Regions from separate parts of the Homo sapiens genome. Here region 1 is linked to region 2. A link is an interaction called in ENCODE POLR2A ChIA-PET data of the cell type or tissue named here. Cell type or tissue: B cell. All regions are shown on one strand. Links, peaks and the distances in the headings refer to the core of each region. The heading gives the core; the rest is flanking DNA.

Region 1 (16,627 bases), core at 4,979-12,978, 52 kb after region 2:
AATACTACGACTCTGCCCTCCTTATCAGAACAAAAAAAATTCATTTCAAAAATGTTTTAAGAGCATAAATCACAGTGAGAAAAAAGGAAGTCCTAAAATTGTGAAATGTTCCCAACTAAATTTGTAAAGTGGTTGAAATTTAGAATATATATTTTCCATTAGAACAATATTACAAATGGATTAATAACAGATTTACATATGGGAAACAGTCTGTCAAAATGCTAAAAGAGAACTTTGGGAGTTCTTAAGAATTTTAGAGGTTGATAGACTGGTTTGCTACCATGCCAGATTAGCTTTCAGAAATGCCACAACTCTGAGAAACTAGGGTTTCTGATGTGTATTTTGGACTCATTAGTGGATCTAGAGAGACAGAGAATGAGAAAGAAAGAGGGAGAAGAAGCTAGCTTTTCATAAAGTAAAGGTTAAAGAGTTAGAGGAAGGCTGGGCATGGTGGCTCACACCTGTAATCCCAGCACTTTGGGAGGCCAAGGCGAGTGCATCACCTGAGGTCAGGAGTTCGGGATCAGCCTGAACAATATGGTGAAACGCTGTCTCTAATAAAAATACAAAAAAATTAGCTGGGTGTGGTGGTGCGTGCCTGTAGTCTCAGCTACTTGGGAGGCTGAGGCAGGAGAATCCCTTGAACCCGGGAGGCGGAGGTTGTAGTGAGCAGTGAGCCGAGATTCTGCCACTGCACTCCAGCCTAGGCAAAAGGGCAGCAGAGAGAAATTCCATCTCAAAAAAAAAAAAAAGAAAGAAAAAAAGAAAGAGACAGTTAAAAGAGACCAAGGAATAGGAATAAGGATGTTGTTGGTAGGTTGTAAAAGGAGGAATTAATCAATTGTAATTTACTAAAGTGTGAGCAAATTAAGACAAATGAAGGGAAGCCCAGAGTGAACTAATTTCCCTTGACCTACCATGTGAAGGTATCTACACCCCCCAACCCCCACCCACCTCCACACACAGAAACAGCACCATGCCTTTCTTCTCTCTTCACCAGTTCCTTGGTGTAACTGTCTAGAGTTCATGCGTCTTACCACTTCTCCTTCCTCTAGCTTGTAACTCCCCTTGTATTTCCTCTACATAGATAAACGTGAGGTGTCTTCTGGCCAAAACCAAACACTAACAAACAAACAAAATTTAGCAACCCTCTACTGGCCATCTCTCCCATCCCTCACAGCCAAGTAGAATTTGCTGGTTCTATTTGATCCTCTCTTCAGACCACCCAAATCAAGCTCTGTCTAACTCCCCTTCTACTTCCTGCCCTCATACTCTATTCAAACTACTCTGGCAAAAGTCATTACACCCGCTAAGCTCTCTTCATTGTCTTCTTATGCTAAGGCTTAGCCGCAGTGTAGTACTTCTTGACCACACCCTCCCTTAAATTCTCCTTTTGGTTGGTTTTCCTGGCAACATCTCTTCCCTGGTTTTTCTGCCTCTGGTCATACCTCATCGTCTCATCTGCAGACTCCTTTCCTACTGCTGGCCTCTAAACTGCCAACGGTTCTCATGTCTCCATGCTGAACTCATCCACAGAAGTGGCTTCAGCTACCACCTCTACGTTGATGACTCCAAACCAAACAGAGACAAGCTACACGCAAACTGCAGAGGAAGGGAGTAGGGTTTGGAGACAGGTGGACTTGGGATTGCAACCTAGCTCTTCTACTTACTAGCATGTGACTTTGGACAAGTTTTACTTAACATTTGGGTGAGTTTTCGTATCTCACCCTCATCCATCGCTAGTGGAAATGTAAAATGGTACAGTCACTTTGGAAATGAGTTAGGTAGCTCCTCAAAAACTTAAACATAGAGTTATCATATGATCTAGCAAATTCATTCCTAGGTACATACCCAAGAGAATTGAAAAATGTTCATAGCAGTATTATTCATAATTTCCCCAAAGTGAAAACAACCCAAATGTCTATCAATCGACAAATGGATAAACAAAATGAAGTATATCTCCATACAATGGAATATTATTTAATGATAAAAAGGAACAAGGTACTGATACATGCTGCAATATAGATAAACCTTGAAAATGTTATACTAAGTGAAAGAGGCCAGACATAGAAGGCCACATATTGTGCAACTCCATTTATAGAAAATATGTAGAATAGGCAAATCTATAGCGACAGAAAGGAGATTAGTGGTTGCCAGGCACTGAGGGAAGGCAGGAATGGGAATTGACTGCAGTGGGTTCACCGTTTCTTTTTGGAGTGATAAAATTGCTGTCCAATTTGATAGTGCTAGTTGTTGAAGAACCTTGTGAATACACTAAATACCATTGAACTGTGCACTTTATTTTATTTATTTATTTTTTTGAGACGGAGTCTTGCTCCGTTGCCAGGCTGGAGTGCAGTGGTGCGATCTTGGCTCACTGCAACCTCCGCCTCCCAGGTTCAAGCGATTCTCCTGCCTCAGCCACCTGAGTAGCTGGGATTACAGGTGCGCGCCACCATGTCCGGCTACTTTTTGTATTTTTATTAGAGATGGGGTTTCACCATGTTGGCCAGGCTGGTCTCAAACTCCTGACCTTGTGATCCGCCTGCCTCGGCCTCCCAAAGTGCTGGGATTACAGGCGTGGGCCACCGCACCCACCTCCTTCTCATTTTTTTAACCTGCTATATCTCCCATATTTCCTTCCTTGGTCTATGGCTCAACCTGCCTCCCAGTATTCCATGCCAGAAACTTGGGACTCACCCTAGATTTCCTAGCACTCTCTTTTGCCATCCCTCATGCCCAAGTCTGATCACCTACTTCCCAGTTGTTTCTTCTCCTCGCCCACTGCCCTTCATCTCCACCGCCTCTCCTGGGTTCAAGCTGTCATCCCGTATCCCCTGGCCCACCGCAATGGCTCACTTCTCAGACTTCTATATTGGTTCTCAGTTCCTGTTTATCTCCCCTCTCTCCTGGGCCCAAATCAATCTTTCCAAATTATCAGATTGATTGCGGAACTCCTGTCTCCAAAATTCTTCCACAGTTCCCTGTGGTCTTACATAAATAGAAAGTCCTTTCCATGGCATACAAAGCCTGCCCCCTGCATTCCCTCCCTCCTTTTTCCTCTCTTTACTCCAGCACATGTGATACTGCTGTGAAAGGGAACTCTGGTTTCACAGACCCCATGCTTTGCACACATTGTTTCTTTATTTTTTTGAATGTCTCTCCTCTCCCAATACTTACGCTTGGCAATCCCCTACTCCCTTTTCCAGAATTCTCCTCTTCCTTCCTCACCCTTCCAGGTGGATTTTGGCACTCAGTGTACTGACTTCCTTTAGCTTTGTAAAATTTATGTTACTGAATGGTTCTGTCGGTCTCTCCAATGGCTTAAGAACAAAACTGTATTTTTTCTATCCCCTAGCCCAGAAGTGTGCCTGATATCTTTATATGACTACTTTTCTCTGCCATCATATTCTTTTGACATGGTCTGTACACTTCAAATTGGTTTCTTCTTTAATTTTCTTCTCTAATCTTATCCTCTCTTTTTTTTTTTGGATTTGATATTTTAATGGGGCATGTAATTCTCTGAGTATAGCTCAAGACACAGGTGATTTGATCCAAATCAGTTGACCCTTACAAGTGATTTGGGTCAAATCATTTATGTAAATATTTCAGATTTTTTAAATGCCGAGATTTTGCTACTTAATTAACATTGTGCATTGAGATACCAAAAACTGGTTTTGGTTTTGTTTTGTTTTGAGATGCGGGTCTCACTCCGTTGCCCAGGCTGGAGTGCAGTGGCGTGATCTTGGCACACTGCAACCTCCACCTCCTGGGTTCAGGCAATTCTCCCACCTCACCTTTCGAGTAGCTGGGACCACATGTGCGCACCACCACACCCAGCTAATTTTTGTATTTTTGGTAGATATGGGGGTTTCACCATGTTGCCCAGGCTGGTCTCGAACTCCTGAGCTCAGGCGATCCACCCACCTCGGTCTCCCAAAGTGCTGAGATTAAGCCACCGCACCTGGCCAAAAACTGGGGTTTCAATCACTGTATAGAGTGAGGATTAGGTGTCTGGACAAAGCCAGGGAGACAGGTGGTTCACCTTAGGGAGGGACTCACTGTCCAGGATTGGGCTAGGACCAGGGATGGGGTGAATCTTAGGAGAGGAACAGAGGTCAGAAATGGGAGGGGGTTGGGGATGAGTCTAACCTTATTCTTGTCTTGATGTTTCTCTTTTGATTATTGAATACATTTATTTCTTTTATATTAACAGGCTCATAGTGGAATTTCAAGATATGCTTCCCAATTTTTAGTATTACAGATTGTTAAAGAGGATAAAATTACAGTGAATACTTCTCCAGTCACTTTCTTGTCTGTTGAATAAACACTTATTTCTGTGCCAGACACTATGATTAACACCATGGTGGAGGTACAAGCATATGTCAGGCACAGATTGTGATCTCGGAGGCTTGAGGATCTAGAGAGGGGGCACACATGGACAGAAGTTATGATCAGGGGCATTACGAAAGTGTTGTGAGAGAGGTAAAAACAAGGTGACTCATAGAACCGAGCTGTGCCTAGCCGCACAAGCAGGGATGCACTGGGCAGAGAGAAGAAGGAGAATGCTGCACACAGAGAAAATGGCACTGAAGAAGGCAGGGAGGCATGGAAAATCAGGAATGCTCAGAGGATGGTGAGGTCTTCAAGTTGGGATTAAAGTATATATTTGTTCATTCTTTCACTCAAAACCATTTTGAAGGGGAGAGAGGGACTATCATGTTCTGAACATCATAATGAAAGCTTCTGTGAAAGCCCATGTGACATAACCCAACACAGTCCTTCCTTGCTGGCCTTACACATTTTACTCGTTCTTTACTGAGTTCTTTTCTAAGTACAATGTAATGGTAAAGAGCATGGACTCTAGAGCCAGACCACTGGGATCAAATTCAACTCTTGAACTTTCTAACTGTGTGGTTTGGGGGTAAGTTATTTAATTTACTGTGTGTCTGTATCTTTAACTGTATGATAGAATAATAATAATGTCTGTGTTGTAGGGTTGTTATGAGAACTAAGTAAGTTAATAACAGGTAAAGTGCTTATTAACTGCCACATAGTATGCCCTCAATGAGTGTTAGCTGCTGTTATTATTTTCTTGGTAAGGGACCAAAAAGTGCCCTCTACTGAGGGATGCAATGATTCCTATTTCTGTCACTCCTCTCAAATTCATAAGCCACATACATTTTACCTACATATACCCATTTTGCAAAGAAAGGAAAGAAAGAGAGAAGGGAGAAAGGAAAGAAGGGCTGGAGAAAGGAAAGAAGGGCTGGAGAAAGGGAGGGGAAAAAGGCAGTGTAGGCCAGAAATCTGTATCATGAAATGAGAACTAGTTTAAATCCCATTTCTTCTATGACTTAGTCCATATTTTCTTAAATGAAAATTCTATAATATGCTTCTTACTCTGTATTATTCATTATTTTGGTAGATTAAAACTAGCTGTCTCTGGGCATACCACCCAAACCATTCAATGATATCTTTATTGATCAATTTACAATCTAATTTTTAAGAAGTATTTATTAAACACATACCGAAAGTACTCAAGGGAATACAAAGACACATATCTTCCTGCAAAGAGGTTAAAGAGCAGGAGATTTCAGTAGATACATTTAGAAATGTCAGTAATAGACCAATGAATCTTGAATGGGATCCAAGTCTGGACATTGCATTTATTCTTCTGTAGAATGAAAATAAATGCATGTCAGGTGATTAATGTCCCTAAAACAATTTGGGGGAGTGGATATTACACAAAAACTTTTCCACCAGCAGTTTTGCTAACAGATCTACTAGTCATAATAAGGATGCTGAAGAGTTGAAATAGTAACTGAAACCAAGCTGGGACTAAAATTAAAAAGAGAACCTCATCAGCTTCTGTGGTAATTTGTGGGGATTTCACAAGTCTGCAAGTTCACAGTTTTAGACCCTTGCCAATCTTTATCTCACCACAATATCTCATGTCTACTGGCTTCTTTTCAAACTTTGTTTCTAATCTCCAGTTCAGGAAACAGAGCATGTATATATTTATTTATCTTAGCACCCTTTAACTATTAATCATACAAAACTTGAAAGTATTCACCAAGCATTTAGGTAAAAAGATACTTCTTTACTACTAAATGCAACACAAAATATTTTATTATATTATTAAAACAGAAAAATACAAATTAAAATGTACAAATCTCACATTAACTTATTACTACGTACTTGAATTGGGAGAAAAAGAAAAAAAGCTACCATTAATCAATGAGTAGGAAAAAAATGCTGAAGTATCTAAAGCTGTATTTACACTTGAAATGTCAAGAAATACTCAAGACCCAAAACGTATTGCTTTCATGCATCTAAAGCAATGTGATGGGAGTAGGGGTTTGTTTTTTTTGTTGGTTTGTTTTGTTTTCTTTTTAAGATAAGTTCTCACTCTGTCACCCAGGCTGGAGTGAAGTGGTGCAATCTTGGCTCACTGCAACCTCTGCCTCCTGGATTCAAGTGATTCTCCCATCTCAGCCTTCTGAGTAGTTGGGACTACAGGCATGCGCCGCCACACCTTGCTAATTTTTGTATTTTTTGGTAGAGACAGGATTTCACTATGTTGCCCAGGCTGGTCTTGAACTCCTAACCTCAAGTGATCCACCCACCTCAGCCTCCCAAAGTGCTGGGATTACAGGTGTGAGCCACTGTGCCCAGCCCAAACATTTATTTTTTGACAACTAGAAAATTCCTCATGTCATCTAGATATATCCAGATCTCCATATCTTTGTTGTAACATAGGCCCTATCTGAAACATTCTAATGAATTCTTTATTAAGGACCATATTCACAGCAAGATGACTATAGATGCCATAAGCCTGACATCAGCAATATCTTACTTCATTGTGCTGTGGATCCTAAAATAAAATCACGCATTCTGTATTAACCCAAGAACTCTGGCTCTGATGTTATAGGAATGAAATGCAAGAGCAGAGTTCCTGTCCACACACTATAAATCTTGTCCTCAAATGCCTTGCTTTTTAAACTTTTTTCTCTTTATCTGATAAAGCCTATTTAAAGACATACAAATAATGAACCATGAATCTTTGTCCTTTCTCCAAATCGAAGATGGTGCAAGCTAATAAGTTCTACCTCACTCAGCAACTACAGGTTATAAACAGATTTAGCCCCTAGATGTATATTTTTTGTTAGGGCCATACAGGATTGGCTCTTACAAAGTTTCAAAAATTTTGAATTAATTGTGCAAATGTACAAATCTGAACCTTTACTTTAAAAATCCAGTTTTCTAGATTCTTGTGGAAAAATTGGTTCTGCTCATTTTAGGGCTGCATCCCCATGAGGCAACATTTGGATGGAGCTGAGCAGCAACTGACTGACTCCCAGTTCCCCAAAGTCCCTCCTACCTTCGGCTGTCTCCCCAAGTTGAGACCAAGTGACATTACCATTTACCATCCCACTATGTGCCTTTTCTCTTTCAGTAGATTTAAGAGGAAAGTGAACTATCACTTGTTCCAAACGGAGAAAGAATTGTTCTTTTTTTATTTTAAGAGATGAAGTCTCATTATGTTTCCCTGACTGGTCTCAGATTCCTGGGCTCAAGCAGTCCTTCTGCCTCAGCCTCCCAGAGTGCTGGGATTACAAGCATGAGGCACCATGCCTCGTCCAGAATTTTTCTTATTCCTAATTCATTTCACTCATTACATCATTATAATATCTTCCTGGTCCTGTAAACCAGGGGTCCCCAACCCCTGGGCCATGGCCTGGTCCATGGCCTGTTAGGAACCAAGCTGCCCGGCAGGAGGTGAATGCGGGTGAGGGAACATTACTGCCTGAGCTCTCCCTCCTGTCAGATGAGCTGCGGCGTTAGATTCTCACAGGACCACAAACCCTATTGTGAACTACACAAACAATGAATCTAAGTTATATGCTCCTTATGAAAATCGAATTACTGCCTGATGATCTGAGGTGGAACAGTTTCATCCCCAAACCATCTTCCCAACCCCCAGCCCCTGCCCTGTCTGTGGAAAAACAGTCTTCCACGAAATCTGTCCCTTGTGCCAAAAGTGTTAGGGATTGCTGCTGTAGACATCTGCACTTACAAGCCCTACCTCAGACTCACTGGGCTACCTACTGACACCACAGATGCAAAAGCTAAGGAGGATCTTTCAAAGTGCAGATCTTTGGAATGTTACTGTTTGTGGAGTGGACAAGGAAGAATGACAAGACAGTTACTATGCTTACTTAAGCCTTCTGACACATGTTTACTCTAAACGTAATTTCAAATTGCAAGACAAATTTCACCTCTTGCCTGAACAAGAAAGTAAATTTGGAGATTTCTGCAGCATTTGTCAAGCTTGGTTAGTCTAAGACATTAGTATTTATTTCCACTTGTAATATCCTCTAAATGTCTAGATTGCCTTCAAGTTTTAGAGTTTCCTCAGATTTCTGGTTTATTCTTTTATATTAATAGAAAAAGTTCTCAAAATCAGCAAAATAGTCATTAATGATTTCTAAAGAGCATGGGACTGGGTGCCAATGCCCCCTCAATACTTTACTTTGTAAAGATTTAGAGAAACTAGAATGTACGTTGGGCTACCTGAGAAAAAAATATGTACCTATTCGTGCTTAGAGGCAAACATTTTCAGATTCCACACACTATAGTGAGTATATAGTTTCACTCTCTCCCACTTCCTCTCTAGGTTGGTTTGGATTTGTTGACTACGAGTCACAGCTTACTTTTCCATGTCAGACTCAAGGAAATCACAGATATTCATCACGGTAGACCCTTTGGGATAATTTCCTGTAGGATAATTTCTAGCCCTTAGAATGAGTCACTTGTATAATTAGTGACTACACAAGTTGAACCGGTACTCTACTTTTGTTGTTGTTTATTACTCTAAAAAGGAAAACCAGAAACCAGGGAAGCGTTATTTACTGATCAGTGCAGCTGCGAGCCTTGGTCTCTAAGCACCTGGTTTCATCATCTTGGTCATTCACGTCTTCTGATAGTGTTTTTAGTCTACTCAGAGAAAACCGTAGCTCCAACAGAGAAAGAGGTTGTGCTAGTAGGCGACACAGAATATGTCCACTTTTCAAGGGGATTTTTTTACTTAGTTGCCAGTTTAACTACCTCATTCTATAAAGGAGAGCCCCAAGGCCAAAATGATAAGGTGATTTGCCTAAGTTGTAAATAGTGAGTTAGTAAAAGAAAGGAAAATATTCCATCATAGTGAGCTTCTATAGAATCCAGACTCATACTGGGGTCTCTAAGACATAAAAAGTATATGAGGCAGTAGGCTGATTTTGAACTAATGCATTTGCTTTAAAAACATCTGGGTCTTCTGACACGAAGCCACCCTTTGGCCATTTTGATACGGAGAAATGAAACAGCTATATGCTATCACCAGTCATGGAATTTCTTCTCACTGGTCTGATTTTGAGGGCACCTATTTTTTTTAATTTTGTAAAGATTATTTCAATCTGATCATCTCTCCTTGTCAAAAGATTTTTTTTTTTATTCATTCAGGAACTTGGTCTAAAATGATAGCAGGGATTTCAATAAAAAGCTCTAATCCCTGGCTGTTGGGTGCCGGGCATCTCAAGCAGGTCTGGATGTCTGTGAGATGGGTGAAGGTGACTTGGTGGAGGTAAGCTTGAGAAGGTGGAGCTGGGAACTCTAAATGGGTCTTGGCACAAACCATTGGTTCTCTGGCTCCAACACTTGGGTCCTGACACTGTTCATTTACTCCTGTCACATTGAATCCCACAGATTTTGCTGGTTTCTTTTAGCCACTCAAACCTTGGCTTCTCTTTTTAACTCTTCCAGAAAAGACTTTCAAGTACTCCTCTGCCCAGTCCAGACTCACTCTGACAGCACCACTAGGGACTCTGCCCCTGCTCTCCCAGGTGTTGGACCAGCTAGTCTGCATACCGCACCTCTCACTGTTGTTGTCCCCAGATTCTACCCACATCAGACAATGGCAGCTTTCTCAAGAAGGATAGGGATGGGATAAGTGGATTCGTCTGGAGCAAATGCTTCCCACATTGTCAGTTGTTTAGGGCTCAGGTAGCTCCAATTTTAGCCATGGGGAGATACTTACCTATTTTACTAAATGGATGATTGTGTCTAGGAGGATGCATGCCTCTTATTAATAGCTTGAAAGAAAATTCAAAGAGGCCCCTTGGTTCTGGTAGACAACCTGCCCAGTGAAATGAACACCTAAAGAAGAGGTACACACTCAGCATGATGGCACATCATTCTTCTGGATGACCTTTATACTTCACCCTGTCACTGCAGACTCATGAAGCCTGGGCAGAGCGAGCCAGGCGTGGTACTACTGGCTGACCTACTTCGGTGCACCAAGGCTCCCATACATGTCCCCAGAACATTTGCTCACTAGAATGTTCCCCTCCCCATCCTGATGCCTCCATGGATCGGTAAGCATGAGCACAGCTACATTACGGGCCAGGGCAGCTTCCAGGGTAGAGGCCTGTCTTAACAAGCTGGTATAACAAAACACCACAGACTGGATGGCTTAAATAACAGAAATTTATTTCTCACAGCTCTGGAGGCTGAGAAGTCCCTGTGAGGACTCTCTTTCTGGCTTGCAGATGGCCACCTTCTTCCTGTGTTCTCACATGGCACAGAAAGAGAAGCCTGGTGTCCCTTCCTCTTATAAGGACACCAGCCCTATCAGAAATTACAGCCCCACTCTTGTGACCTTGTTTAACCGTAATTACCTCCTTATAGGCTCTATCTTCAAACACAGTCATATTGGGGGTTAGAGCTTCAACATATGGATGCTGGGGGGTACAAAATTCAGTCCACATCTAGGCTCTCAACCAAGGACTGGAGATCTATACAATCCTGAAATCACACACAGAATTTTGTGTATTTGTGTCCATGGGCTTCTTTCTAGGATAAAGGCCCATAGCCTTCCTTGGGGGCTCGAAGCAGGTCTGTAATAAAAGTTTCATAACCTTTACTCAAACACACAAAGGTCAATTGCCCCAGAGGATTTCTGAAGAAGACAAAGGGAAATCAAAATTCCTGAGTTTCTACCACTCGATGTCATTTTTTATTACCTTAAAGCAAATGGACTTGCCCAATGCAAAAGGAGAGGAAAAATAACTTCACCTCCTGATTCTCACCATCAGTTGTTTGGAGTCACAAAAATTTAAGATACTGAAATTTTCATCTCCTCCCAAGATTCCATGAGCAACCTCAGGCTGAACATTCAATTCTGAAAACAGGTTTTCTCTTTTGCAGAAGTACCTATGATCCTGTCCAGGTCTAGAACTACTACTCCTGACTCCTGCCCATGAAGTTGCTTCCTACTCCACTTTGTTCACCCCCGTTACCCTTCAGCACCTTGGCCAGATGCCAGAAAGTCCATTGTGCCCTAGCCTAAGCCTCAGCCACGGGCTGCTGTGCTGTGCTGTCCACCAGCCTCACCTGGCACCTCTCAGTGCAGGGCAGCTGAGAGATGGCTGCGAGGCTGCATAGACAATTATATAATTCTAGCCACATCACAAAAACACTATCCAATGGTAGCTTTCAAATAAAACTTATAACAATGAGGACTGATGATATTTTGTTGGCTCACAAACCACAAGAGTTCAGATGCAAACGCAATGCAGTCTCCAGACTAAGGAAACTGATAATACATGCAATCTCTACACCATCTTGTGTGCAATTTTGTATGTAGTTAATGTCTTTCTCCACAGGATATTAAAAAGCAATTACCTTTGTCCTTTAAAATGATTTGGCAAATAATAGCATTATTTCTATGTTATAAATAAATAAGTTGGAATACAAAAAGATTAAGTATTAATACATTTCCAATTGATTAATCAATCTATCCATCAACCAGTAAGCAGTTATTAAACAGTATCTTGTTTCTTTTTTTTTTCTGGGTGACAATTAAGTTTTACTTTTTTTATTTTTAATTTTTTTGAGACACAGTCTCACTCTGTTGCCCCAGGCTGGAGTGTAGTGGCACGATCTCGGCTCACTGCAACCTCTGCCTCCCAGGTTCAAGTGAGTCTCCTGCCTCAGCCCCCCAAATAGCTGGGACAATAGGCAATGCACCACCACACCAGCTAATTTTTGTATTTTTAGTAGAGACGAGGTTTCCCTATGTTGGCCAGGCTGGTCTCAAACTCCCGGCCTCAAGCAATCCGCCTGCCTCGGCCTCCCAAAGTGCTGGGATTACAGGCATGAACCACCGTGCCTGCTCTAAATGTTATCTTTTAATCTAATAAAAGTGTAACTCTGACAACAAAAGCAGCTAACTCTTACCTTGTCACAGAAAAAAATGTATCTGTTTTAGGCCCAGTATCCAAATCATTCTTTACTGGCTCAACAAATACGTCTCTACCTTCCAGACATTATGCCAGGGCCTGGGTATCCGGCAGTGAACTAAACAGGCCAGATGAGAAACTCTATGTGTGGATCTTGAGTTGCAGTTACATATACAATTTGGAGCTCCAGGGAAAGATCTGAGATGCAATTTACAATTGGGATTTATCACCAGGTAAGCAGCATTTAGCGCCATGGCAATGGCTCAGATCGCTCTGGAAGAAAGTATAAAGAGGAAGGACAAGAGGACCCACTCTTAAGCCTTGGGCTTTCCAACATCTAGAGGTCAGAGAGGGGAGGAGGAGCAGCAAAGCATCTTGAGGAGCTCCTGTCAGAGAAAGAGAAGGAAAACTTAAAAGCACGCTGTGCCATGAGGCCAGGGATAGAATGGAAGCTGAAGCTGTCAATCATGTTGAATGCTACTGCAAAGTTAAATAAGAGGAGAAAGAGAAATGATCTGCTTTTTTAGAATTTAACACAAGGAGGTCACTGGTGACCTTGACAAAGGTAGTTTTACAGAACTGTGGGCAGAGGCTAGTTTGGTGTGAGTGCAAGAGTAAATGAGAGGTAAAGAAACAAAGAAAACGTGTGTAGAATATGAGCTCAACAAGTTTGTTTAGAATTGCAGTGAAGAGAAGTTGGCAGAGGTTGTGGCAAGCAAAGGATATTTTTAAAAGATGAGAGTTACTGAAGCAGACCGATGCACTGATGAGGAGAACATAGTAGAGGAAGCTGAAAACTCAGAAGGAAGAGAAGATAACCAAAGGGAAGAGAATGGGTTCCAGTTATAATATGAAAGAAGGAAGAAGAACATGGTTACAAACATGGATAATAGTTATAATTAGTAAAGGGAACATGAGAAAGAATCACATAAATCATAGAGATATACAGTCATCAGGTTGGCAGCAAGAGTGTATCAAATCAGCCTGCTCTGATGCCCTCAGTTCTCTTTTCCTGAGTTTTTGAAGATGAAAAAAGCCAGAAACAGAGAAATGAACTTCCCAAGTCCCAGGATCAACTGTCCCATGACTTATGACCTAAAGATCCCTTGTTCTGTCCTCATCAACAATCTGTCAACTGGGAGCAGTGGCTCACACCTGTAATCCCAGCACATGGGGAGGCTGAGGCAGGAGGAGTGCTTGAGCTCACAAGTTCAAGACCAGTCTGGCCAACATGGTGAAACCCCCTTCTCTACAAATGATACAAAAATTAGTTGGGTGTGGTGGTGCCTGCCTATAGTCCCAGCAACTTGGGAGGCAGAGAGGTCACAGTGAGCTGAGATTCCACCACTGCACTCCAGCCTGGGCAATAGAGCCAGATCTTGCCAAAAAAATAAAAAATAAAAATAAAACCCACAAAAGAAACAACAATGTGTCCCTCATTGCTTTGAATATTTTCTGCTGACTAAATATCAGTATCCTTGCCTGCCAACATTTGATCTTTTGGACACCAAAGAGTGCTGTCAGCCTGTGTTGTGAACCATTCAACTTGGCTTTTCATTCTGAAGGACTGGCCATTTGACATCTCATCTCCACCCTGACGCCGATGCAGCAGTATTTCTGCAAGTGTATTAGGCCATCATCACTTACTGCTCAGCAGCAGACAAGCAAAAATGTTGCATGTAACTCATCTAAAGTGTCTTTGAAGGCATGTTTGCGTGAGATTTTTAATTGTTTCACATAGATCAGGATTTCTCAACCTTGGTACTATTGACATATTTGGTTGGATAATTGATTGTCATGCAGGGCTGTCGTGAGCATTTTGGGATGTTTAGCAGCATCGTTGGTCTCTACTAACTAGATGCCAGTAATACTCCACTGCCACTCCCAGTAGAGACTACCAAAAATGTCCCCAGACATTGCCAAATGTCCTTCGGAAGGCAAAATCACTCTCAGTTGAGAACCACTGATATAGACTGATGCCATAACATCAAAATGGAAACCAGAAAAAAAAAAAATCGGTCAAACCCCTAAAATCTTTTCTAGTATCAGAATGTCTGTTTCTTGTGTAGGCAAATGCCTGGCTATTTGACTGAGTTTTTCAGTTTCCAAATGAATACTCGATATCTTCATCAACAAAAAACATTTGAATGAACATGTCTTTTAGACATCATCTCAACTTGATTTTTAATTCTTGAACCAATCAGCAAGATTTAACATGTCAGAATTTGACATAATTGAGAACATTTTAAAGCTTTCTAGGTCCAAATGTATTCCCCGCCTGACTAACTGGTGGATTTTGGCCCTTGTTTTATTCCTGTGTTAATCATTTTCAGTTGTGTTTTATTTTTGCTTTTTGTCATCAGCTGCTTTAATCCTCTTCTGGAGGAAGTCAGAGGATAAATATGAACACAGGCATTTTTTTTCCATTGTGTATGGAGAGTTCTTTTTTTGTGAGAGCATTTTACCTCCTTTCCTACGGCCCAGCTACTTGGTCCCATTGAGCCTTGAGCAATCTCACAATGACTTGATATAGAAAGCATTACCTTTTTACTAATAAAGCATCTTCTGTGTTCCATTATTACTATTCAGAGTTGTTAGAGGTAAGGAGTGATGCTCAGTGAGAAACTATTAGAAGTAATTTGTTCTAGTACCAGCTCTGTCAGTTACTGGCAAAAAGCTTGCATTTCTAGGTGTCAGTTTCTTTACATTCAAATTCAATTAACACTTATTGAGAGAAACGTGCTTTGCCAGGACAATACTTGATAGTTACTCAAAGGCTGTTTTGTAGTAGGATGTGGCTGCTCTGTATGGCAACAACTTTTGAAAATCAAGAGGTTCTCAGTTTCTTGCTTTCATAAATAATCGAGTAAGAATCAGCCATGAATTGTGTTAATCTTTCTTGAATCACGGCTTTTCCCATTGAGAAAATAAATGTATAAGTTTAATCTCTCTTGTGTGAAATATAAATTCTGCAATAACTAACTCTAGTTGGTAATATACATATATACGTGATGAAATGTTTAGGAATGAAGTGTACTGCTGTCTGCAACTATGTTGCCCAGGCTGGTCTCAGAATTCCCGAGCTCAAGTGATCCTCCTGCTTCAGCCTCTCAAAGCGCTAGAATTACAAGCATGAGCCACCATGGCTGGCATTAATGGCTTTCTTAAGGTGCAGCAATCAGAATTATTCCAAATGCTCTGAGTCTCAAAGTTTTGTTGTTTTCTGGAGATGAGGTCTCACTATGTTGCCCAAACTGGCTTCAAACTTCTGGACTCCAGCAATCCTCCTGCCTCAGCCTTCCAAGTAGCTAGGACTACAGGTGGAAATCTCAAACTTTTGTTTGAGGGTAATAGGAAGATATTTTTTGATTTGTTTCCTGTAGTCTCTGTATAATGCTGAACCAGGCTAACTGCTTTTCAAGGAATCCTTTCCCTATATAGGTTAATGGCATATTCATATGCTGATTATTCAAATTAAAACCTCCAAAACTTCTTTAACTCCCTCCTTTCCTGCACACCCAAATACAATTAATCTCAAGAACTATCAACTTTACCTTTTAAACATTTTGAAAATTCTTCCACCCTCTCTATTATCATTGTCTTTGTTCAAACCTATCTTTGAAGTCTTCTTTTGGTATTTGGTATTTTTCTTTCTCTGATCTGTCGTCCTTATTGCCTTCAGAAATTTTTTTCCAGAATGCAAATGTATTCATGTCATCCCTCTACTTGACAAACTACAATAATAGTTAAGAATTATTATTAATTATTTTGCATGTCTGAATGACGTTGTGAACTTTTTAAGAGAACTTATCTTTTAGAAACACATACTAAAATATTTACGGATGGAATGATGAAATATCTGGGATTTACTTCAAAGCTAATATGGGAAGGGGAGAACATCGGTAGGGATATATAAATTAAATAAGAATGACCATGAATTGAAAATTGTTAAAGTTAGATAATAAATGGGGGTTAATTATCATTTATTTTGTCTATTTTTATATATGGTTGAAATTTGCCATATATAAATCGGTTCTCAAAAATACCGACATGCTTCAGAAGGGCAAACACTACTGTTAACCACCCAGAACCACCTTATCTTTGCTCCTTTTCTCCCGTCCCTCTTCCAACATGTAATCTATGATTCAGCTCTATCAAGTTACACATTAGTCCTGGAATGCACTGTTTCAAATATAGTCTTTTTCTTCTTGAACAATGACTTTTTATCCTTTTATACCCAGCTTAAATGTCACCAACCCAAGGGAATCATCCCTGGTTCATCCTGATATAGTTAGTTATCTCCTTTCTCTGAATTCCCACAGAATATTTTGGAAACATTCTCT
Region 2 (14,411 bases), core at 5,838-13,837:
TCATGAGGTCAGGAGATCGAGACCATCCTGGCTAACAAGGTGAAACCCCGTCTCTACTAAAAATACAAAAAATTAGCCGGGCGCGGTGGCGGGCGCCTGTAGTCCCAGCTACTCGGGAGGCTGAGGCAGGAGAATGGCGTGAACCCGGGAAGCGGAGCTTGCAGTGAGCCGAGATTGCGCCACTGCAGTCCGCAGTCCGGCCTGGGCGACAGAGCGAGACTCCGTCTCAAAAAAAAAAAAAAAAAAAAAAAAAAAGATTATTAGAAGAACCATATAAACTGTCCACATAAAGTGTCCAGCAACTTCTTAAACAACAGTAATGTATACTTGATCATATATGTACAAGTAGCAACACATTCCTAAATGCTTAGTATACATGCATATTGCATTTGTCAAATATATTTGATTCAATTGTTTATAAACTTAATTAAATGGGAAAGATAGAGGAAAGCATTCATTGAAAAGGACAAAATTACGTTTTAAGTTTTCTCCTCGTTTTTTGTCACCATCTATGTGATTTAGTAGAGAAAGGAATAGCTAAGTGTGAGTGGGAAGAAGTGCCTGTGCATTAGAGAAATAGTGTGTAGGTGTTTTTCTTTGAAGGAAGAAGTTCTTATATTCAGTATTTTAGCTAGGCTTGTCCCACTCAGAATTCCCACCTTAACTGGATGCTGCTGATTCCAAAGAACTAGATTTATGTGTGTTGATAAGAGTGGTTTGTAACAAGCTATAAAATTCCAATTTTAGCTCTCCAAAACTCCAGAAACTCCTCCTCAGAGGCAATCATTCTCAGTTGCCGTTGACCCAAAAGACTGAAATTCCGAATAATGGCAAGAGCTTTTGTAGTTTAACCAGACAAATTTGATTCTTACCCAAAATGTCACATTTTAAAAATTGTAACAAAATAACATTGATTTACCTTTGCATTTGTATCCTTGCTTGATTATGCCCCAGAGCTGTAACAAAAGACAAAGGAATGTCAGGGAATCTGAGGATAGATCTGGAAGGAAAACAAGGCCACTGAAAAGGAAGTCCTGGGAAGCTTCAGGACTGGCCAGGCACAAACAGGATGTAGCCACTTTTAACACCCTTCCTGCCAGATAGAAGAACCCTCTCCCGGCCCCTTCCAGCTGTGGTGATAACATGAGTTTCCTTTCCCTTTTCTTTCTCAGAGCCAACTGGGAGCCGGGATGGGAAACTACTAAAGTTTGATGCACCAGACTTTGGCCTGATGCGCTCTCAGCAAAATGTACAGAGGAGATGGCCACTTGGTCTTTGGGAGCCCCTGGCTCTCTCTTTTTAATGACACTAGCTGCTCTTAGCGCCCACTACAGGAAATGAAGCAATGGAAGAAGCGCACCTCATGTGAAAGCATTTGGATTTTGCTAGGCTATTTTCTGAGTAGTATTTGTCCCGTGGAAAAATACAGAAGAGGAAATGATCTTAGTTATTCATGTCTTCATTCTCCACATTTGCTCTATGTTTGGCCTGTGCCAGGGTTGTAGGAGATGTCGAAAAAGCTCAGATTCTGCCAAGCAAGGAGTCTGTGACATCCTCGTGGTTAACAAGTAGGAAGTGACAAATCCCTGAGGGGAGATGTGAGGGCCTGCAGTTCCACGAGGGAGCGTTTGCCCAGGGGGTTCAGGGACATCCTGGTGGTGGTGTCTTCGCTCTCCAGACAGACTCCTTCTAAACACCATAAAGAAGAGGGCCTGGCCAGGCGCGGTGGCTCACACCTGTAATCCCAGCACTTTTGGAGGCCGAGAAGAGCAGATCACGAGGTCAGGAGATCGAGACCATCCTGGCTAATATGGTGAAACCCCGTCTCTACTAAAAATACAAAAAAATTAGCTGGTCATGATGGTGGGCGCCTGTGGTCCCAGCTACTTGGGAGGCTGAGGCAGGAGAATGGCATGAACTCAGGAGGCGGAGCTTGCAGTGAGCTGAGACCGCACCACTGCACTCCAGCCTGGGCAACAGAGCAAGAGTCCATCTCAAAAAAAAAGAAGAGGGCCTTGCCATGCCCTTCTGTGCCTCCCCACACCTCTTGCATGGGGTGACAGATTCACCAGAGGCATACAGTATGGGTAATTAAATGGGCTTAGCTCAAGTTGGAGAAGAACTATTGCTAACCTCTTTGTGTTTGGGTTAGGTGGCTATTATCTACTTAATAAAATAATGTTGAAAAAGCAGGGCCCACTGGGACTGATGGGGGTGCCGTTCACAATGTTCACAATGTATTATAAGTGAACAATGCCCCCACATGTGGGCAGCATGGCCCGCTCTTCCAGAAGAGTAAGTCACAGCCAATGTGAAGTGACTCAAGAGTATACAAAGACTGCTCCTTACTTCTTTTTGACAAGGAACTTCCACAAGTAGAAAACTCAAGGATTCCTTTGAGCCTTAACAGCTATTTGGTCCTTCAGAATACATATTAAAATGCAAATGTCAGCCGGGCGCGGTGGCTCACGCCTGTAATCCCAGCACTTTCGGAGGCCGAGGCGGGCGGATCATGAGCTCAAGAGATCAAGACCATCCTGGCCAACATGGTGAAACCCCGTCACTACTAAAAATACAAAAATTAGCTGGGCATGGTGGTGTGTGCCTATAGTCCCAGCTATTCAGGAGACTGAGGCAGGAGAATCACTTGAACCCAGGAGGTAGAGGTTGCAGTGAGCCAAGATCGCGCCACTGCAGGCGACAGAGAGAGATTCTATCTCAAAGAAAAAATAATAATAATAAATAAATAAAATGCAAATGTCTCCTAGGACAGAGCAGTATTTTGTCTTAGGGACAGGAAGGATTATCTGACAACTAAGTAGAAGCAAGGATGGCTGGAAGAGAGAGGGGCATGATCCAGAAAAGGGCAGTGGTGGCCAGGATCATCACAGCTTGATCTTTATGATAATCTAGTTTGCTTCTCTTTTGTAAAAGGTGAATGTGATGATCCAGGAAGTTAGATAATTTGCAATCTCCCACAACCTGGAAATTCTTTCTCTGGAGCCCTTGGTAATGATAATAGCAATAATAATGATGATAGTTAACATTTCTTGAACTCTTGCTATGTGAAAGGCACAGTTAGGCTCTTTATACATATTAGCTTATTTAATTGCTCATGATGTCCTTATGGTGTAGGTAATAATATTTTTCTCATTTTTACAGATGAGGAGACTGACCTACAGAGAGGTAAAGTCCCTTGGCAAGGTCTCATAGCTAGTGAGGGAAAGAAGAATGTGTCACTTGAGGGAAAGACAGGAAGCCATTGCCCCTGCATACTGTTGTGTGAGCAAAGGCACTGAGGTGGGACAAGAAAGGATAAGATTTAAGAAGAGACATCCTAATATCCAGATATGTTACATTATTAGCATTGCTGCAGGAACTGCTGAAAAAGATACAGTCAAGCAAGGGTGCTGGGGGTGGGGGTGGGGAGGTAGGTTTGCTAATGCTTACTTAATAGCCAGGAACAAACAGTAGCTAGGAAGAGGCACTGGGTCAGTGTGCCTGCCAAGAACAGTAGAGGATGAACTCATGTGGATGGGTATGCAGGAGTATTTCCCACAGTCCTTTGATTTGAGACCACCGGCTGCTGTCATATTTGGAGTAATTGTGGTGTAAGGCACACTGGACTGAGAGTCAGGAGACCTGGGTGTGACTCATGGTTTTGCTGCTAATGATCTGTGTGACCTTGGGGGAAGTCACTTAACTTCTCCAGACCTCAGTTTCTTCATCTACAAAATAAGGGAATTACTAACACTCTTTCAGTTCTGGAATTCTAATTCTAAAGTAAATCTTCTGCAGAGCAAGTCTGTTTGTCTTCCTTAAACTTAAAATGGAATTTATTTTAAAAGCAGATGGTTCCGGCACTGGAACCATTCTCCCACAATTCCTTTCAATGACACATCTATAGAGCTATAGTTATAAATTCCTTTGAAAACCAATGGGCTTTTTGACATGAGTGTCAGTAAAGATCAAATCAAATCGTACCAATAAAATTAAATATATTTTAAAAACAAAAACAGCTGTAAAAATTTTAAATGAGTTAATTTCAATTAAACTCTCAAAGTATCAAGGAATACATAAAAAATGTGTACTCCGAGCCATGTGACGTGCAACGTGTCTAATAGTATTTTATCATGCAACAACATGGTGGGTAAGTATTAACTCCCTTTTACAGATAGAAATAGACCCAAAGATGGTGAATAACTTGGTCAAGGACATAGAGTTAGCAAGGGCAAAACTTTAACCCAGGGTTCCAGACTCCAGGTCCAGAGCTTTCTACTTCATCACAGCTGCATCAAGAATGTAGCACCAGCAGGTCTGCTCCAATGAGTCAGGGAGACAGGTGTGGAACTTCCAAGAAAGTCTACCTTGCTGCTCCTACAGAATCAGGGCCTCTGTAAAAGGGAGGGGCAGGACAGAAGGACTAGAGAGCGGAGATAAGATCTTGAGTTTGTTTCTCTGTTTGTTTGTTTGTTTGTTTGTTTGTTTGTTTTTGAGATGGAGTCTTGCTCTGTCGCCCAGGCTGGAGTGCAGTGGTGCCATCTTGGCTCGCTGCAAGCTCCGCCTCCCGGGTTCACGCCATTCTCCTGCCTCAGCCTCCTGAGTAGCTGGGACTGCAGGCGCCCACCACCACACCCTGCTAATTTTTTGTATTTTTAGTAGAGACGGGGTTTCACCGTGTTAGCCAGGATGGTCTCGATCTCCTGAGCTCATGATCCACCCGCCTTGGCCTCCCAAAGTGCTGGGATTATAGGCGTGAGCCACCGTGCCTGGCCGAGTTTTTTATTATTGTTATTATTATATTTAGCGATGGCAGTGGCAGGTGTCTCTTTATATTGCCCAGGCTGGAGTTGAACTCTTGGGCTCAAGCTATACCCCTGCCTCAGCCTCCTGAGTACCTGGGACTACAGGTCCATGCCACAGCACCCGGGACCTTGAGATTTGATAAGGGTCTTCTGACTCTCACAGCCCACCAAAAGACAGATGCATCATCCTGACTTTTGGCTGAGCCATACCATGGCCCAGCAGCCTGACCTTTTGTTTACTGGGTCCCACTCTGTAGGAGCGTGTTATGCACGGCCCCATCCCACATCAGAATTTTCAGGTCTAGGTATTTCCAAAAATTTCCATCAGAATAGAGAAACATGAAAAAGGAGACCATTTTGTTTTGTTTTGAGACTGAGTCTCGCTCTGTCACCCAGGCTGGAGTGCAGTGGCATGATCTTGGCCCAGTGCAACCTCTGCCTCCCAGGTTCAAATGATTCTCCTGCCTCAGCCTCCTGAGAAGCTAGGATTACAGGCACCTGCCACCATGCCCTGCTAATTTTTGTATTTTTGGTAGAGACGGGTTTTCACCATGTTGGCCAGGTTGGTCTCAAACTTCTGACCTCAGGTGATCTGCTTGCCTTGGCCTTCCAAATTTCTGGGATTACACACATGAGCCACCGCGCCTGGCCAACCATTTGTTTTATGATAAAATGGTCTGGTCATGCAATCCCAGTGGAGATACTAAAGAAGAACTTCACCTTCTCTGCAGTGAATAAAGAGAGCTAGTTAGACTGGCTTTCCCCTGTGTCACATCAGCTGCTATGACCACCTGGGGCCGTCTTTGAGGAAACGGCTGCCTCTTATTTACCCATTCTCAGAGGAGTGTGTGCTTGAACACAGACTCCTGCATTGGGCTCCTGAAAGCCAGTTCTTTGAGCATGGGATGGGAAAAATGTAATTTCTGGTAGCGTATAATATCGGCAACAAATTCAATATGGGTCAACGAGTCAACAGGAGGACATGGCTGCCAAATAAAGCTAACACGACTGAGCTCTGGCATCTAGAAAAAGGGGCGATTGTCATACTCCTCTGGGTGCTGGGCCTCCCTCACCTGGAATACCACATTTCCCATTTTATTTAACTTGGATTATCAACTGGAGACATTCAGGGCCCAGGAGTTTCTGTTAAGGCCAGGATCAAAAACTGACCTTGGTTCCCAAAGAATTATCAAAGGTGGGGGAAGGAAGCATGCAGTCTTAATTTGTTGCAGTGGTGTAGGTGAAGCACAGGGCTGACAGTCAGTACACCTGTGTCGGAGTCCAAGCTCTGGTAATGATTAGCTGTGCAATCCTCGGGAACCTGGGTTATCCTCTTTGAACCTCTATCTTCATAAGCAAGATGGTGAAAGTAAAATACCCACTTCAAGGGCTTGCTATGAGGATTAGTTACCATAATGTCTATGGAAGTACTTTGTTACCGTCAAGCATTGAGTAAATGTTATTTATTATTATAACCAGCTTCTCTCCAAAAAGATTTTTTCTTCCTTTTTGAGTTGTGAATTATTGAACCATGCCATGACGGATTTCTGGTCACTAATACCCCATGAAATGAAAACTGGAAGGAACTCGCTAAGATAAATGCACCTCTTAATTGCAACCACTTATGAATATTAGTGATGAATGCCAGGGCTCATTGGGCTGACACTTTTCCCTGGCAGGGAGTAATAAACAAAACCACTCTCTTGAGTTAACAGCCCTCACCAGCCTTCCCTGTTTTTGCTAGCCCTGCATTCCTAGAAAATAACTAAACCTTGCCTTTGGTGTTTAATCTTCAATTTCAGGGAGCCATCACATTTTACTTCTGATTCAAAGCAGACAGTGAACTTTATTTAGTGTATCATTTTCCTACTTTTTCAGAATGCCACACAAATAACTACACACATAAGAAAACAACGGAAAACAGACTTACAAATCCCGCACAGTGTTCGCAGAAGGTTGGCTTGAGATAGGTCATCTCCTGAAAATTATGGATAAATCCTGGTCCCATTTTACAGTGTAGTTGGGATTTAGCTCTCAGGAAGTAAGCCATCATTTCATCTTTACTAATTAGGCCATCCCTGTTAAGAGAATCAAAGAAGGGAGGGAATCTTTAAATAACAGGTTGCTAAGTAGTTGCCACACTTTAATCACCCACCTCCCAAACCTTTGTGGCCAAAAGCAGTTGAGGCACATTCACTTCTCTATTACATCTCAGAGAAGGAGCAAACCTCAAAAGGCATCTTCAGGTGTTCAAAGCCTTTTTCAGTAAGCAGAAAATTGTGTATGTGTGCATCCTGCGTGTGTGTGTGTGTGTGCAGGAGCATATTCATGTAAGCACACATGTGGCCTGTGCACCGCAGCACAGAAAGTCTTTATTATGAAAAGCAGCTTCCTGAAGGACATCTTTCTAGTCCTTGCCTAGCTGTAAGGTTGCAAGAATTAGGATGATGGAGAAAGGCAGAGAACTGTAATAACTGGGCTGACCATTCTCAAATTCATTCAGCTTGATGCTGTCCGGGCTCCTTGGTGATATTTTCACTCATATCTTAGTGGCTCATAGCCCATTCACTGCGACTGGCTGGGAGCAATTCTTCCAGATCTACTCCACACAGAACAAACCTCTGGTCCTTCCCACCTTCCTACCCCTACTCACCACATACGCTGACTTCTTGTTTATCAAAAATGATCAAATCGGCCAGGTGCGGTGGCTCATGCCTGTAATCCTAGCACTTTGGGAGGCCAAGGTGGGCGGATCACTTGAGGTCAGGAGTTCAAGACCAGCCTGACCAACATGGTGAGACCCCATCTCTACCAAAAACACAAAAATTAGCTGGACGTGGTGGTGTGTGCCTATAATCCCAGCTACTCAGGAGGCTGAGTCACGGAGGCAGAGATTGCAGTGAGCCGAGATCACACCACTGCACTCCAGCCTGGGCAACAGAGTGAGACTCTTGTCTCAAAAAATAATAATAATAATAATAATTGGATCCACTTGACACAGGTGAGCTCTATCTTGCTTCTTTGTCCATTAGCATTTGCTGGCGATCACACCTTTCCTTTCCAGTTCAGAATTCTTTTCTACCTCCTATGTCCTCTCTTGGGAGTCCTCTCTCAGAGGAAGAGTTGTGCCATCCAGCACTCTCCAGCCTCCCCGGGACTCTCCTCCTTCCAGGTTATGCTCAGTCTCTTCCCCTGTTTCTTCCTCCGTTCACAAATACGCTCAGGACTTTCCTACCTGAAAAATCCCCTTCTTCAGTCCTGCTGCCATCTCCAACAGATGTCTTTTCTTTCTACCTTCTTTTTTTTTTTTTTTTTTTTTTTGAGACGGAGTCCCGCTCTTTAGCCTAGGCCGGATTGCAGTGGCACAATCTCGGCTCACTGCAAGCTCCGCCTCCCAGGTTCACGCCATTCTCCTGCCTCAGCCTCCCGAGTAGCTGGGACTACAGGCGCCCGCCACTGCGCCCAGCTAATTTTTTGTATTTTTAGTAGAGACGGGGTTTCACCGTGTTAGCCAAGATGGTCTCGATCTCCTGACCTTGTGATCCGCCCGCCTCGGCCTCCCAAAGTGCTGGGATTACAGGCGTGAGCCACCGCGCCCAGCCCTCTCTACCTTCTTTTACTCCCGAAGTTTTCAAAAAGAGAAACCCTTAGGTTCTTTTATCATTTCCTCCAGGTACTGTTTATGCCACTTGGTTTTCTAACCCTACAAATCTGTCACCAAGAACATCCTCAGTGGCCTTTTCTCATTGGCAGGAGGTAACACGGAGACATGTTTCCTTCTTTTGGCGCTCTCCCCTTAGGCACCCTGGAATTGCATGCCACCCCGCTTCTCCTCCTTCCTCTCCAGCTCCCCCTTCTCCAGCTCACCTGCAGGGCCCTCTGACTCCTTTCAATGCCTGCATGTAGGAGGCGAGTCCCTGAAGGCTCATTCCTCAGGCCCTGAGCTCACCTCCCTCTAAGAGTTCCCACCAGAGTTTGCTCACAAGATCGAGACTCCAGCTTACAGTGGGGCTGAAGACTTAATCTCCATCTCCAGCCCTGACTGTTGTCCTGAATTTTTGCACTGCATCTTTGACAACTTGCTAGACCTCTCTTCCTGATGATCCACTCTCTGTCTCAATCAACGGATCTAAGTCCAACTTCATCTCTTTCTTCCCTGTACTCCCTGCCCAGGCTTCCCTATTACTGTTTGCTGTGCCACAATTTTCCCCCAGGCTTGAGAACTTAAGATCCCTTTCTTACCTCCTATGCAAAATAACTTTGATTTTTGTACTTTATAAGTATTATTAAAGTTATTTTGCGTAGGAGGCAAAAAAAAAAAAAAAAAAAAAAAAAAAAAGGATTCTATATTCTCAAGCTTGCGGGGAAATTTGGCACAGCCTAGCACCTAACAGTTATTTTTTCTGCTCCTCCAAACGTCCGCCATCAAGGAGGCACCAGCGTCTCTTATTCCCTTCTTTGTGTTCTTGAGTTCTCATCATTTAGCTCTCACTTAGAAGTGAGAACCTGTGGTATTTGGTTTTCTGTTCCTGCGTTAGTTTGCTAGGGATGATAGCCTCCACTTCCATCCGCGTTCCTGCAAAACACATGATCTCATTCTCTCTCTCTTTTTTTTTTTTTTTTTTTTTCCCTGAGACAGAGATTCGCTCTTGTTACCCAGGCTGGAGTGCAATGGTGCGATCTTGGCTCACCACAACCTCTCCCTCTTGGGTTCAAGTGATTCTCCTGCCTCAGCCTCCGACATGTGTCACCACGCCCGGCTAATTTTTGTATTTTCAGTAGAGATGGGGTTTCTCCATGTTGGTCAGACTGGTCTCGAGCTCCCGACTCAGGTGTTCCGCCTGCCTCAGCCTCCCAAAGTGCTGGGATTACAGGCATGAGCCACCGTGCCTGGCAATCTCGTTCTTTTTTATGGCTGCATAATAGTCCATGATGTATATGTACCACATTTTCTTTATCCAATCTGTTATTGATGGGCATTTAGGTTGATTACATGACTTTGATATTTGAATAGTGCTGCAATGAACACTCATATGCCTGTGTCTTTACTGTAGAATGATTTCTATTCCTCTGGGTATATACCCAGTAATGGGATTGCTGGGTTGAAGTGTAGTTCTGTTTTTAGCTGCTTGAGGAATCGCCATACTGCTTTCCACAATGGTTGAATGAATTATACTCCCAACAGTGTATAAGTGTTCCCTTTCCTCTGCAACTTCACTAGCATCTGTTATTTTTTGACTTTCTTTTTTTTTTTTTTTTGAGACGGAGTCTTGCTCTGTCGTCCAGGCTGGAGTGCAGTGGTGCGATCTTGGCTCACTGCAAGCTCCGCCTCGCGGGTTCATGCCATTCTCCTGCCTCAGCCTCCCGAGTAGCTGGGACTACAGGGGCCCGCCACCAAGCCTGGCTAATTTTTTGTATTTTTAGTAGAGACAGAGTTTCACCGTGTTAGCCAGGATGGTCTTGATCTCCTGACATCGTGATCCACCCACCTCAGCCTCCCAAAGTTCTGGGATTACAGGCGTGGGCCACAGCGCCCAGCCAATTTTTAGACTTTCTAGTAATAGCCATTCTTGGCTGGGCACGGTGGCTCACGCCTGGAATCCCAGAACTTTGGGAGGCCAAGGCAGGTGGATCACCTGAGTTCAGGAGTTCAAGAACAGCCTGGCCAACATGATGAAACCTCGTTTCTACTGAAAAAAAAAGAAAAAAAAAATTGCCTGGCGTGGTGGTGCATGCCTATAACCAGCTACTCAGGAGGCTCAGGCATGAGAATCACTTGAACCCAGGAGGCAGAGGTTGCAATAAGCCGAGATTGTGCCAGTGCACTCCAGCTTGGGCAAAAGAACGAGACTCTGTCTCAAAGAAAAGTAATAATAATAATAATAATAGCCATTCTGACTGGTGTGAGGTGATATCTCATCGTAGTTTTGATTTGCATTTCTCTAATTATCAGTGATATTGAGCTTTTTTTCATATGCTTATTGTCCACATGTATGTCTTCTTTACAGAAGTGTCTATTCATGTCCTTTGCCTACTCAAAGGAATGGGCACAGATTTCATAATGAAGAGGCCAAAAACAATCTTTATTATATATATGATAAATGAATTTATGAATGCATTGTCCCACAAATTTATTACATCATTTGGTACATAAATTTGTGTAACAGTGCATTAGCTCATCTCCCCTCCTAGGGACTCACAGCGTAATACACCAGCCTATTAAAAGCTTTGGGAAGTCACACAGTAAAGACACCTATTTAATGAGATTTAACCCTGTGTTTCTCACATGTGACTACTTAGTTCCTTTTTCAAAAGTACTAATTAATAGCTACTTCTGTGGAACATCGTTTGGAAAACAGTACCTTAGAGAAAACATCTTTTTGAGACTTTCCAGTATTAACCACTCAAAACTTTAGTGTCATGTAAGCAAGATATGAATAGTCCAAACCTTCATTCATAGAAAACAATTCTATAGATATCAATAAGTAGAGATAAGGATGATATAGAGATAGAGATAGACACAAATATTTGCTAGGACAATCTCAATTTTGTCTCTAGAACCAACAGATAAAAGAAATGAAGACTAGGAAGTTATTTTAAGTCAATGTCCTATTTACATGTCACTAATAGTAACAAACTAAGCAAAGAAGTGGGTAGTTAGCAGGCAATTTAAATTTTACTTTGTAAAGGAAGTTAATGTTTCTAATTAAATTTATTTTAAAAGTATTCTTTGTTCTGGGTATATAATGAAGATGAATTTAAGATTTTAAGTTATGTTAATGTGTCAAGACTTTTCTTGGTGTGTTGAATTACAGATTTTATTTTTTAAATTCAATTAAAAAAAAATAGTTAGAGACAAGGTTCCCACTATGTTGCCCAGGCTGGTCTCAAACTCCTGTCTTCAAATAATCCTACTATCTCAGCCTCCCACAGTGCTGGCATTACAGGTGTGAGGTATCGCATCCGGCTCCAGATTTCGTTTTTTAAGAATTCTCATACCAGCAAAAATATTAGAGAATTTTAATGTAATTTAATTTGCCCATTTTACCAAAACAAAATCCAGCATTTCCTTACAGGTGATTTTTAAATTAGGAACTAATCTCGTACTATTAACAATTAATCAAATTATTAATGCCAGGATTTCTCAGCAGTTTTTTTTTTCAGATCATTATTTTCTTTTAATGAGTTGGGTTTTAGTATCTAAAGCGATTTAATTTTTAGGAATCATTTGACGCTAAAAAGCAATATATTTTTTCTTTATCAAGACAACCTTTGATCAATCAAAGAGAAAACAAAGCATGAATGCTTCTTGGCTGTCTGCAGCTATCATCTGCTTTAATGAAGACTATAAGTGAGTTTTTTTTTTTTGAGACAGAGTCTCACTCAGTCACCCAGACTGGGGTGCAATGGTGCTATCTCAGCTCACTGCAACCTCTGCCTCCCAGGCTCAAGCAATTCTCCCGCCTCAGCCACCCAAGTAGCTGGGATTACAGGCCTGTGCCACCATGCCCAGTGAATTTTTGTATTTTTAGTAGAGACAGAGTTTCACCATGTTGGCCAGGCTGGTCTTTAACTCCTGGCCTCAAGTGATCTGCCTGCCTCAGCCTCCCAAAGTGCTGGGATTACAGGCATGAGTCACCATGCCTGGCCAAAATTTTTTTAAAATCTTCATGAATTTTAAGATTGCTTCCAGGTGCACTAATTTTGAGGACTCTCCCAGGTTAGATCTAACAATATTTCTCCTCTACTCTTTTTTGGTGGAGATTTTTTGAGGTTGAGAGCTAAGCAATAGAAGCAATATAGCAAATGGAGTGCTTGGATAATTTACAAATGTGCACTTGTGTTCAACACTGACAACATGGTCTTCCCTGTGATTCCATTCAGGTCATGTTCATACACACCAAGAAAATAATCAGTGACAAATTAAACCTGGCTCATCAAAGCACCAGGGTTGAAGCTGTCAAGATGCAAATTACAAGTTTCCCTTCTCTCCTCTGATAATAATTTTCTGCTTTAGGATAGTTGCATTAAAATAAAACAAAATTAAAACTTACTGATCTTTGTCCAGAACACAGAAGGAATCCAAGAAGGGAAAATTGGCAGCTATACTTTCAAAGTCCTCTTGGGAAATGTACCCATCATGGTCGTGATCATAGTTTCTAAATACAGACTGCAAAGGAAAGATAAGTATTTATTGAATGACTATAAGGCAGGCTCTGAACTTGTTATTGCAAAAGCAACGATAACTAGCATATGATCCTTTCTATCAAGGAGGTTAGAATCTAGTGAAAGATAACTAAGTCAAGAAGCCTTTATAATATAACAAGACAAGTGGTTTGATGAGGATAAAAACAGAGTAATGGTTGGATGTGGTGGCTCACACCTGTAATCCCAGCACTTTGGGAGTTGGAGGCAGAGGTGGGAAGATCACTTGAGCCCAAGAGTTTGAGACCAGCCTGAGCAATATAGAGAGACCTCATTGCTACAAAAAAACATTTTTAATTAGCTGGGCACGGTGGTGCATGCCTATAGTCCCAGCCACTTGTGAGGCTGAGGCAGGAGACTTGCTCAGCCCAGGAGTTTGAGGTTACAATGAGCCAAGATCACACCGCTGCACTGTAGCCTGGGCAAACGAGTAAGGCATCATCTCTAAAAAATAAATTTTAAATAAAATTAAAAATAAAACTTCGGCTGGGCGCGGTGGCTCATGCCTGCAATCCTAGCACTTTAGGAGGCTGAAGCAGGTGGATCACCTGAGGTCAGGAATTCAAGACCACCCTGACCAACATGATGAAACCCCATCGCTACTAAAAATAAAATAAAATAAGAAATTAGCTGGGCATGGTGGCATATGCCTGCAATCCCAGCTACTCAGGGGGCTGAGGCACGAGAATCGCTTGAACCTGGGAGGAGGAGGTTGCAGTGAGCCAAGATGGCGCCATTGCACTCCAGCCTGGGCAACAATAGCAAAACTCTGTCTCAATAAACAAATAAATAAAATAGAGTGATATTGGTGGGGGGGGGAAAGAGGAGGTGGATTAAGAAAGGTTTCCTGGGAAAAGCAAGGTTTAAACTGAAACCTCAGGGTTGAGTAGAAATTGGCTTAGTGAATTTACAAATTCAAATACCATGACAATAGAAAATAAAGTTTTAAGGTGTTATCTCAAAAATTAAAGCATACATTTAATGCAATTCCAATCAAAATCCCAGTAGGGATTTATTTTAAATGAACAAATTGATTATAAAGTTCAAATCAAAGTGGGCATGTTGAAAACAGGCTAAAAATTATTTTAAATGAAGAGTAATGAGGGGGAACATGCCCTTTCAGAAATCAAATATTCTACACAGCTACATTAATCAAAACAACATGATACAAATTACCACAGAGAGTGGAGTCCTGAAACAAACCCATGTATGTATAGGAATTTATCAAAAAGTATCTTTTAAAATCCACAGATAAATTATGGATTATCCAATAACTGCTGTTGAGTTAAATGACTAATAATCTTACAAAATAAATTACCTCCAAACTAAATTCTAGATGTATTATATATTATTTATTTATTTTTCTTTTTAGAGACAGGATCTCACTCTGTTGCCCAGGCT

The links. Peaks named below come from ENCODE experiments on the same cell type or tissue, not always from the same donor. Only the 100,000 strongest peaks of a DNase experiment are listed, where the experiment ranks them.
Region 1: POLR2A ChIA-PET joins it to region 2 with 10 read pairs; 6 of 35 experiments call an interaction of 5 or more read pairs at or near these places.

What each region holds. Positions count from the first base shown.
Region 1 is chr2:33,486,627-33,503,253 of GRCh38, reverse strand. All of the region lies in intron 1 of RASGRP3 (RAS guanyl releasing protein 3), which reads right to left. Among named protein-coding and RNA genes, the nearest start is that of RASGRP3, 18 kb to the right of the region's middle. RefSeq lists enhancers at 3,844-3,993, 4,503-4,762, 5,763-5,812, 7,600-7,749, 8,740-8,859 and 1 more. In B cell, for the core only: no CTCF peak of the experiment used is centred there; DNase peaks (open chromatin) are centred at 5,863, 8,873, 8,903, 11,363 and 2 weaker places; H3K4me3 peaks cover 4,862 bases; H3K27ac peaks cover 8,000 bases.
Region 2 is chr2:33,542,076-33,556,486 of GRCh38, reverse strand. RASGRP3 (RAS guanyl releasing protein 3) reads right to left here. Exons shown (of 18, transcript NM_001139488.2): 13 at 12,860-12,975; 14 at 6,736-6,883; 15 at 920-956. It overlaps RASGRP3-AS1 (RASGRP3 antisense RNA 1), which reads left to right. Exons shown (of 4, transcript NR_146505.1): 4 at 1,173-1,442. Among named protein-coding and RNA genes, the nearest start is that of RASGRP3-AS1, 20 kb to the left of the region's middle. In B cell, for the core only: no CTCF peak of the experiment used is centred there; no DNase peak of the experiment used is centred there; H3K27ac peaks cover 463 bases.